2 separate regions of the Homo sapiens genome follow, and region 2 is linked to region 1. Evidence: read pairs that join two places in POLR2A ChIA-PET (ENCODE). Cell type or tissue: PC-9. All regions are shown on one strand. Links, peaks and the distances in the headings refer to the core of each region. The heading gives the core; the rest is flanking DNA.

What was found. Peaks named below come from ENCODE experiments on the same cell type or tissue, not always from the same donor. Only the 100,000 strongest peaks of a DNase experiment are listed, where the experiment ranks them.
Region 2: POLR2A ChIA-PET joins it to region 1 with 10 read pairs; 2 of 35 experiments call an interaction of 5 or more read pairs at or near these places.

Annotation. Positions count from the first base shown.
Region 1 is chr9:72,809,494-72,815,361 of GRCh38, reverse strand. The region is part of intron 18 of TMC1 (transmembrane channel like 1); the gene reads right to left. Among named protein-coding and RNA genes, the nearest start is that of LINC01474, 62 kb to the left of the region's middle. In PC-9, for the core only: no CTCF peak of the experiment used is centred there; no DNase peak of the experiment used is centred there.
Region 2 is chr9:73,035,245-73,041,112 of GRCh38, reverse strand. No RefSeq gene overlaps it. Among named protein-coding and RNA genes, the nearest start is that of ALDH1A1, 85 kb to the right of the region's middle. In PC-9, for the core only: no CTCF peak of the experiment used is centred there; DNase peaks (open chromatin) are centred at 2,342 and 3,312.

The DNA.
Region 1 (5,868 bases), core at 324-5,323:
AGTCTCCATGTCTTGGATATTAACCTTCATGCTCAGGGCAGCAACACTAGGCTGTTTTTTGTACAGAGGAGCCACAAAAAACCAATAGAATGGAAGTGGTTAACTGTGATAGGGTGGCCCATCTAAAGGCTTCCTGGTGATGCATTAGGCATCCTAACAGGAGATTCTAACAATGGAGTAAATGCTAATTAGCAAGGGCAATAAAACTGGCTCTTATTTAATTTGGGATAGAGAATCAGAGGAGACTGACCAACTGGTAATAAGGGAATAAGAATGCAGTAAATACGAAATGAGAGGGCCAAGAAGACCACGAAAAAGACACCAAGACATTGGCAGGTTCCTAGCACTGCTCAGATCTTATTATCTCCAGGTGTGCTTCAGACCACACATATCCCCATAACAGCTCCCTCCCCAACACACACACACACACACACACACACACACACACACACACACACACACACAAAGATGATCCAAGAGAGCCTCTGTTCCTCCCAAACCCAAGAACTCAAAAATATATTTGTAAAAAGATAGAATTGGTTCCTGATTTGGAACTCCAACAAAACCATTCTCAATTTTCAAATGCTTGGCCTCAAGAGTCTCATGAATCCAGGCCTCAACTTCATCACTTTCCTAAAAGGCAGTATTACTCTCCTATTCAACTGAAACATAGGGACAATCTCCCTTGTAACAGATTCAGGGAAAGAAGAGCAAGTATGGCATAACAGGAATGGTTAACCCTCAAGGTAAAATGATAGGATGATACATAATGAAATAATAAAGAGTCCTGTGTATTAAACAGAACAAAGATGACCTGGATAACTGCAGTATCACTCTAGATACTGTTGAAGGACAGCTACAAAGTGTTTCGTTAGTTTGCCGACTTTCTAGAAGGGCAATGTTCACAAGAGGCAAAAAGGTTTGGTTGACAGTTTTTGTGCTGAAATCATCAATGGAAAAAAAATGTGTCCTTCATGGAGAAAAATGAACTGCTTCTTATCTGGAGAACATTAACTCTGAGTCTTTTTCCTTCTGGGGGAGTGCCCTGCTCTGGATGATCTTCAGCACTTTTCCCCTGGAGCCCTGTGTGATCACAGAACACATCTGAAAAATGCTTACTCGGTTGGCCCGTACCCATCTGTTGCCTTGGAACAGCCTTTCTCTGTCTCTGTTTAAAAATCAAATCTTAAGCCTTCGCCTCCTTAGAATGGTATCATGAGGTGGCCCACCAAACTACTGAACGTGGAGAAAACTCAACGTTTTAAATGCCTGTTTTCTTCACTCTCTCACAAGCACATAGAGCTCCTGAGGGTCATTAGAGATGAGACATTTTATAACTAGTTGACTAGAAAAGCATAAAGGACACCCTAGGGTCCCTAGCTTCCTGCTGTGTTTGCAGCAGGGACAGCTGGAGGAACAACCCCCTTGATCTATAAATTGGCCTGATGCACAGAAAGGATACAGGGTGGCCATACTGGACCAAGTGGATTTGTAGAACAGACATTTGACTGGGATTCAAACCTGCATTTTAGACTTCACTCTACCATTTCTTAGCTAGGTAAGCTGGGCAGGTCACTTATCTCATTAGGCTTAGTTTCCTGACACATAAATCAAAAATGAACTAGACCAAAGGTCAGCATACTATGGCCCATGTGCCAAATCTGGACTGCCACCTGTTTTAACAAATAAATTTTATTGGAATACAGCTATATTCATTCATTTATATATTATCTATGACTGGTACTAAAACAACAGCATTTAGCAGTTATAATAGAGACACCATGGCTTGCAAAAGCTAAAATACTTACTATCTAGCCCTTTACAGCAAAAGTTTGCCAACCTCTGAACTAGTTCATTTCTAAGATCCCTTTCTAGTCTAAAAATACGTTATTGGTTGAAAATTAGAACCAGTTATGAAAGAATTGCTTCTCTGTAAACACCTTAGAAATGGAATTTAACTTATGCAATAAACACAGAAGCTCTCACTTTAAAACTAAAACAAAAGAGAAGGCAGAAAAACTACACATATGTAGTATAAAAGTCAGTGCTCATTGTTTTAGAGGTAGGCTTTTATAAACATTAGGTTATATTATATTTTAAATTTTTAAAGCAATACTTTAATAAATATAAATCAATTTGCAATATATTTTGTTTGTCTCTAAAATAGAAAAAGCTCAAAGGTAAAAAACGGTTAGGGAAAAAGAAAAAAAAACAGATTCTCTTGAACTTTGAGATCATAAAATTATTTGAATGAGCTAAGTGTAATAAACTCACTAATGACTGCTCATTCCTGGTAAGACTGTTGGGGGCCAGCATCAGAAAAGCCCATGTGGATTTGGGCTAAAGTCCATCATAGTTGAGGGATTGGAAATGATGTTGTTTAATTTTTGGACCTTTGCTTGTGATGTGCTAAGTCAGTCATCCACCCAGAGGGAAGACATATGGTGCTCACTTGACAAAGAAAAAGCCTGGGAAGATCTCTTCTCTCTCTGCAAGTTTCATTATTTGAGGCAGATTGCCAACCTGTGGATAATATGAAATGCAATTCAGGATCTCAGAGAGAATTAATTCTGTTGTGGAATGAGTTGCCTGACCTTCTGCACATAAATCCCATTTCTCACAGCTGGAATCACTCTGCTTAGAGCTGCAAGCTAGTCTGGGCTGTGGCTCCAGAGCAGTGGCTTTTGAGTGTGGTCCTCAGACGAGAGTCAGCAGCATCACCTGGGAACTTGTCAGAAAAGCACATTCTCGGGCCTGGCCTCAGATCTACTGAATCAGAAATGCTGTTTTCACAGGTCCTCAGGGGATTCTGATGTATGCTCAAATTCCAGAAGCACTGATCTAGGACAAACTCTAGCCTCGTCTGCTAGGATGATTGAGCACTTGAGGCTTTGTACTTCAACCCTAGTTGAGAATAGGATCCTGTTAACTGCAGACAGATCCTGTCCACATATTCAAGGAACACTTAAAATACAGTCTGCATTGTCCCTGTTCCCATGTTCTCAACCCCTTATGGGATGCTGATGATTTCTTCCTGATTCTTTATCATTCTACCTTCCCGAACTGATATATAATATCTCCACGTTCCCAGCTAGAGAACAGTTGATCTTCTAATTCTGTATCCCAGTTCATTTGCTAACTCCATTCTACCACAGGTAGCCTGCCTAAGCCTATGAGCACTTTGAGTTCCAAAAGCCATAGGTTTAGTGTATGAATTATTCAAGTTTTGGCAGAATTTTTAAAATTTCTAGAGTCAAGCATTACGGTGTAAATTCAACATGATGGAAATTTGGTTGATGGCTTTGAAGGTGATGAGACTCGAGTTTCAGGCCTAACTCTACCACTAACCATTAATGTGTCTTTGAGCAATTATTTAACATCCTCTAAGCCTCAGTTTACTGTAAAGTAGGAACAATAATACCACCTCACAGCATTGCTGGTACGATCACATGGAATAATACATGTAAAGTATTTTGTAGAGTTTCTGATACAAAATAAGCAGTACATTGAGATGTGACATAATACAATATAATATGATTGGGAATCCACTAAGGTAGTCAGTCAATTATATGCCTCTTATTTATGGATAATCCTGAGCATCCTTCATCAGACTTTAAAGAAGTCTCCCATCGCTGTTCGGCTCTCACTTACGAGTGAGCAATGATCACCTTAAAAATACAACTGTGAACACCATGCTGAGTTTATTGAACATTCCCTTACCCCATCATGCCCTGAATCTAATTCTATTTCTTCTTGAATATTCTTTACTTGCTTTGCTGGTAAATAGTAAGAATGGTGTCAATGAAAACTGAAGTGAAGATAAAGATATTCTGCATTGAACTGCCAAAGAAAACCCAAAGTTTACAAGAGGGCACACTTTGTATTAAATTAGAGCAGTTAAAATCCTTCCTAGGGACAAACTATTCTACTCCTCATGAACTCTTCTGAAACACTGAGAACTGTGCTCAGAGAAGCCTTTGGAGACATTAACTTACATTACATTAACTTACATTGGTCTGGTAATCTGCTCCAAGCCAGTAATTTTTCCACCTTAGTTAATCTTCATAGGTTTGTTGTGATAACATTATGACCATAAATTTGTGTCTTGAAAAATATTCACAATCCCTTTTAACCCAGCTTACTCAGATAGAGCCAGTACAGAAATCAATACATTTAACATAACATTTTCGTCCAGAAGTGTACTTCATTGTCCTTATTATTCTCTGGCTACATAAACTTAGGAACCTCATTTCAATTCACAGATGCAATTTTTCATATGTTAAATACATGCATTACAACTGGTTGTGTCAAAATCCACCTAACTTTAGCATTCTATAGATCTCTGAATCTAATGCTGAAATCTGCAGAGTCTCTACAGAGGCTGTTGTAATAAAAGTGAATAGACTTTTTTAAAGCCCTCTACTGTGACTGAGCAATTCAACTCAGAGAAATTTATCATAAGAAAATAATTTGTACATCCACTATGATTTATCTATGAAGATACTTATGTACATGGATATAATTAAATGTCATCACAACACTTATTATCATAAGAATAATTAGACAGTTCAACTTAAAGCAAATTAAAAACTAATTAGATTAATTATACTACATTTGCATACAGAATATTATACAACCATTTAAAAGGTATGTTACAAAACAACAGTTAATAGCATTGGGAAATGATCAGTGTTAGGTAAAACAAATAAAAGCAAGTAACCAGTCTACTCTACTACCTGTTTACACACATATATACGTATACAAAAGTATATATGTGTATATTTATAAAAATCTGTTACTATATATAAATATGTAGCACTTGTTATCTAACACTATTTGATTCAACAATCCAAATAATTAATCTCATTAGTGGCAGAGATTACCTATGATTTTTACTTTCATATTAGCTTTGTTATATTTTCCAAATTTTCTACAATAAACTGGCATTATTTTTGGAATTCAGAAGAAAAAAATCATGTGCTTTGTGTGTGTGTATACATGCACATGCATGCATACAGTAGAAAGGACCATGATTTTATCTTTTATTTCTGACAGAATTCTCAAGTATGTCCTCTGCCTATCTCAGGTTGTCCTTCCCTTCATGACAGGTACTTTCTGAAACCATATTATTGATTAGCAGGTCTAGGAGAATAGCAGAGAAACATTCTTATTAGCCTTTTCTGCTCTAAAACAGCCTCATTTTAGTTTTTTTTTTTTTTTTTTTTAATCTATGCCTGGATTGCCCACACTATCTATCTCTGGTGCTCTGTCTTACACTTGTCCCTCCACCGGGAATTCTTTCTTTCATCTCTTGAAATCCTGATCATTCTTCAAGACTTAGTTCAAATGTCTCCTCCTCTGTGTCTGCATTTCTACTGATGCACGCCTGTCTCTCTCTCTCTCACACACACACACAAACACACACACACTTTCTCTTCAAGGGCCATACAATTGATTTCTCTATTTATATCGGGAGCTTGTAAGAGAAAAGAGTGGTGAAGAGTATGAGGAACTGGAGAATGAATATCCCAACTGCAGATGGCAGTGGTTTCTCAACTCCAGCCAATTTCTCCCTAGTGGGAATACAGATTTAATGTTGCCAGCCTTTCAAGAAAAACAATAAATCCATGTGTTTTTATGTAAGAGCTCTCATTTTAAAATATTAGCTCATAAAAAATGAAACAAAAACAAACACCACCACTGGGCATACCAAACAAAAATATCCATTAGCTGAATCTACCCTGCAGGCCAAATTTGCAACCTCTACGTAAGTCTACATCTTCTACATCCCTGTATTCCTTTATCACCTAGCACAGAGTTTGTTCATAATGGCTTGCACCTAGTAGGCCCTCACCCGTGTAAGCTATC
Region 2 (5,868 bases), core at 465-5,464, 230 kb before region 1:
CTTAGAAAGGAAAATTTAGTATTTCCTCTCTCTTAAAAGAAAACACAACTAAACTGTTCACACTTCTCAAATTACTTACAGAGACAAATAGCACTGATAGATATACTCATTGGCTAGTGTAAATGTCCAGCTCTCTTTGATTTTTGAGAAGACCAACACTTCGTTTCTTCTAAGCTTTAAAAATAATAAATTTTAATAAACTGAAAGATTATTTTGCAAATAGCAATGAATTTGTCTTCCAGTTCAGATGAAAGTGACAGGGTGGTAAAAACTATTCCAATTTGTTCTCCTAGAAAAAGAACCTAGGATCAAAGGCATATTTATCTTAAAGACCTTACACAGCATAAATAGCTCCCACTATTAATATTCAAGTAAACACATTGTCATTAATGTGTCTTATCTAATTATTTCACCTTTCTTTTTCTTTTTCTTTTCTTTTTTTTTTTTTTTTTTTTTTTGGAGATGGAGTTTTGCTCTTGTCACCCAGGCTGGAGTACAATGGCGCAATCTCGGCTCACTACAACCTCCACTCACTGCAACCTCCATCTCCTAGGTTCAAGCGATTCTCCTGCCTCAGCCTCCCAAGTAGCTGGGATTACAGGCGTACACCACCACTCCTGGCTAATTTATGTTTTTTTAGTAGAGATGGAGTTTCACCATGTTGGCCAGGCTGGTCTCGAACTCCTGACCTCAGTTGATCCACCGGTCTTTGCCTTCCAAAGTGCTGGGATTACAGGCGTGAGCCACCACGCCCGGCCTTATTTAATCTTTCTAAGCTTCATGGATAAAATGTGGCTAAGTACAGTAATTTGCTTGGCATTGTTTTTTAAGGGATAATCTTTGGAGTTAAAATTGAGAGATAAATTTTTTTATGGGAAACAAAAAACCCTGAATACGCATTTAAACTTAGAAAAAATAAGCTGAGTACCTAATCAATGTAACATCCACAATTTGAAAAACTGCCATTAACTGCAATCTTACCATGTGGCAGATATAGCAGTAAACAAAGTCTGCACTGTCTTTCAAAACTCACATCTCTGGGAGGTAATAAATCATCCTCCTATGGGGAGACTTGGAGAGATAAAGTCATTTTTTCCCATTTATTTCCCACTTTGAGCTTAATAACAAATTACCACTTATTTACATCTAGTGCTTGCCCAGGAGAAAATTCAATTTCTCTTGAGCATACACAAAAAACTGCCAGTTTCTACATTGACAATAATCAGTTGCATTTCCAAAGCTGAGTAGTGAGTAGGTGGGAGGTATGTGTGGCTGGAAAAGCACTGGACTCAGAAAGATGACTGTGTTTCCAGCCTCTCTTGTCCTCTATTTAGCCCTGGAATTTCTGTTAAATTACAATCTCTGTTGGCCTCAGTTTCCTCATCTGTAAAATGGTCACGTCAGAGTAGAAGATGTCTAAGGCCAGCTCCAGACTTCAATAATGAAAGCTAAAAGGAAAAAAAGGGCAGAAGCCAAGTGTGATGTACATTGTTAACTGCCCAACAATACTATTTTTCCAGAGTCTCTGGAACAGTTAGCAGTTCATCAACAAATGTAAGTAACTGTGTGATCACCCTGGATTGTATTTTATTTTTTTCCTCAGCCTGGGCTCTTCTCATTTCTTTTACTAAATTCTTTTTGGCGATTTACCAGGCTCAGATGCTTTGCCAACTTTCTCAGCAACATTCTTGGAAAGCACTGAAGCACATTCTGTTCCTGGTGTTTTGAGGATAAACTCAGGCAGAGGACAGGGGATGTGAGGCTCCCTAAGGGTGGGCTGCTATACCACCAAGGATTCAAAGAGAATTTTAAGCAATTTTTTTAAAAGCCTGGTGAGAAAGACATACATAGGTTGAAGGTTTCTGTAGTGATCTGAAGTCTAGACACACACATTAGACTTCCCTCAGGAGGTGTTAAACAATAGCAGTATCCACATGGACCAATTACATCAAAATCTCTAGAGATGGATGCATTTTTCAAAAGCTTTTCAATGTGACTATGGGGCATTTCCAGTTGAGGACTTTTTTAGGGGAAAACTACTTGACAGGATAATCATCCAACAGTCTCAGCAAACCCACTCAGTCCAGTTACAGCTTGGAAGGCTCACCTGTGCCCAGAAATCTTGTGGGTCAGTGTGAGGAATCTGGTGCAGGAACCAAAAGACAGAGAAGGATTTTGGCAAAGCTGTGTGTGTCCTAAGAAACACAAACAGTCTCTTCCATAGCAGCAGCAGCAGGCAGGGGCAGAATTTTGCCTGGAGGGAAAGGCCTGGTGAGAACACCCCTTCCTAGAAGACAGGGGAGGAGGGGTGGACCTTTGACCTGTGTGGGAAGGAGTTTGGAGCCTGATCAAGGGCACTGGGAGCAGGAAAGAGGGGTAGAGAGGCTTTTGTGGCCAGGATCGGGTCTGGGAAGCTCGGAGATTTCACTGTGAGTGGAGTCAGAGGGAAGGCATTTGGAGCAAAGGCTTCTGTAAGAGGGAGTAGGATGGAAATTGATCTTTGAAGAAAGCAAGACAGAAGAAGGGAGATGGAAAGATGAAATCATTTTAAAATTGCTGGTAACAAACGAAGGTAGGATACAAAGATGTATAACAAGGAGCAGGGAAGGAGAAACAGGGAGGAGCGATACAGAGACGTTGCTGTGATGTGAATTTTGAATTCCTTTTCTCCAAACTGGACTTTGGCACCAGGAAAATGTGTGCAGCTCTCTGAGTGGTCAGCAAGTTCAGGGGCAGGAGGATCGATGAAACACAAAATAAAGGGAACATAGGTCCACTTTCTCAGATGAGTTTGGTAGATTCATCAGGAGTCTTCACCAACCAGACAGACCTGCATTTCCACAACTAGAACAGTTAACTTCTGAGTGCAATATTGGTAGCTTTGGTTTGAGTAAATATTCCCATCTGCGCCAAGGCATTTTTGCCCAATCTGGATAAATGCCAGTTTTTCTACATAATGCAAGGTTTTCTGTGTAACTGGGTAAATGACCTGTGGTTTTGGACCACCTTCTTGTCAGGGTGTCTGCAAATTATTACATAATAGACTTTTTTGTTTGTTTGTTTTTAGCATTGAAGTTTTTGGCTTCCTAAATATTCTGAGTTTCAAGGTCAGATTTAATAAGAGTGCCCAAGAATAATCAATGGTAGTCAGTACTTTCTCACAGAGGGGAGAAAGCCAGCCCCCAAGGGGAGTGCTCAACCTAATATGTTCCCTCCATGGTAACTTTCAGGCCATGACCTACTGTGTTACTTGGTGTCAGGTTCAAAAAAATATCATGGGTTTCTAAATAGCTAGACTTCAAAAGTCACACAACCAAAAAAATCTGACAAGAGCCGACAAACCACAGGAATTTTCTGACCCACTGGCAGACGTTATGCTAATTGACATTTAATCATGTCATACTTAGCTACTGCTAAAAAAAAAAAAGTTTTACTCCTAATGTTTTTTCATGAAGTCTCTCCTCTAATGTAATTAACCGCACATTGGATTAATGTATAAACATTAGGTAGCTCTATCAAATTATTTATGCAAGTACCCATATTATAGACATTGAGAATAGCTGACTAATAGTGTGTTATTTAAAAGGGTTCATAGGAGAGGGTAATGAAAATTGCCTTGCATTCCCATTGGTTAAGAGGAAAATCCATACCACGATAATAATCGTTACAGCTAATGTTTATTGTGTGCTTACAAGCATTAGGCATTTTAAAGTCATTTGTATTTCAGTTATTTCTCGTAGCCAACCTTTGAAGGATTGCTATTTTTTTCTCTGTTTTACATATGATGAATTCTGAGGCCCAGGGAAGTTACAAAATCTGTTCAGGCTAACAGTGTGTAAGTGGCGGAAAAAAAGATTTAAAACCAAATATTTTAATATCTGTGCCCTTTGCCTTTGATTGTGCCACCTTCTAGTGGAGAATTCTTCAGCTGAAACCTGAAGCTTCTACTGTAAACAATAACCATCCTTACTGATGTGACCTCCTATAAGAAACTGTCATATAAGATACATCTAGCAGTACCTGCCTCAGAGAGTAGTTAAAAGAATAAAAATTACTTGATCTCTGTAAAGCACTTAATAACTGGCACATGATAATCATTCAAAAATAGTAGTTTTTGTCCACAGAAGAGGAATATTGTACTTTTAGGGATTAAGTGGGCGGTACTTTAAGGAGGAGGTGATATTTGAAGTAAATTTAAAGTATAAAGGGGAGCTTACTAGGTGAAGTTGGAATGAAGCAATCTAGCAGAGAAGAACATTTTAAAAGGAAGAGAGGTTCAAAAGAACTAAATATGGTTAAGAAATAAGGTGAGATAAAAGATGGCAGGAGGTGAACATGGAAAAAAAATATTCTTAAATCAGAATCTCAGTGATTCCTGAGTCTTCAGTCTCCCTTGTAGCCCACAGCTAGTGACTTGGTCTTGTGGATTCAGCCATCTACATGTTTCTCATTGTCCTGGCATTTCTATTCCCAATTGTTGTTACCTAGATCTGGTCCCCATCAAATATTTTCTGGACTATTTTAATAGCTTTGTATATTACATTCAGCAGCCAGTAAGAACAAATGGCTTAAATGAATAGAATTTATCTTTCTTACATGACAAAATGCCTACATGTGGGTGACTGCTTCCTTTGGTTCAGTACCTTCATGACACTTGGGGTGATATCTCTGCCACTCTTTAGGCCTTTCCCTTTGGCTGCCATATGGCTGCTGCAGTTCTAGCCATCATTATCTGTGTTCCAAACAAAAGAAGGGAGAAAAGTCCATGTCAGCCCCATCTGTATCATTCTATCACTTAAGACACTTGAGCTTTCCCCAAAACCACCAGTAGACTTCTGCTTAAGTTTTATCATGTCAGATAGGATGATAAAGTATTTGGCTTGCAATACTGCCACTGCAAAGAAAAGAAAGGGCAATTAGTAAGGAAGGCAGGTAGGCTGGATATTGGGAGTAACTAACATGCCTGCCGTGCTTCAGATCTAGTGGGTTTGCTGCTAGTCTCTCCCCAGTCATACTCCATTCTGCTGGTCTAATCAGTTTTCAAATGAACAAATCTGATCACATTGCTTATTCACTTCCTCTAGCAAGCACAGTGCTTTGAATTTCATTCATTATCATCTGTGACTGACTCTTACCTGCCTTTCCAGTGTCATCTTTTGCTATTGGGTCACTTTCATCTTGTACTATCTGCTTTGATTCTCTCTCCTTCCTCTTAGTCAGTACGGGTCTAGAATTTTGTCCACATTTTTAAGTTTTACCAGTCCTTATGCTGTAGTGTTCAATGTTCCCTTTGCCTAGGATGTCCTTACACTCTACATTGTCAACTTGAAAACACCAGTCTTCGAGACACACTTGATTCTATGAAACCTAGCCCTGCTTTCTCCCTTTTTCCTTCCTTGGCTGTTGGAGTGGATACTGTGGTGTCTTGCCGAGATCTTCTCTTCAGGGTCAACATATATATCCAGGCAGCTGTTGGGAATTTCTGCTGCTGATGGTTCTTAACTGCATCTCAGGAAATTTTGCTCTTGGTTTTAGAACACTCCCTCCCTCAAGATGTTCCTTCTTTCCGGGTGGCCTACAGTCAGCAATGATGAATGTAGAGACACAAGGCCCTGATGTTTTGATTCAGTCCAAGGAAGCTGTGAAGCCTCATTCCAGCTCCACAGCTCCTTAGAAAATGGATTAAGACTTTGGTTGCACCCACATATACCTTGTGGATTGTGTTCACCTTCTGCCCAAATTGTCTTTCTCTATTTCCTCGAAAGTGTATCTTTTGAGAGTTCTCAATGAAATTTTGACACAAAAATTTCCATTCTGGATATATTTCCAGAAAACCCAATAAAAACAGCTCTCTAGGCATTTGTGCCA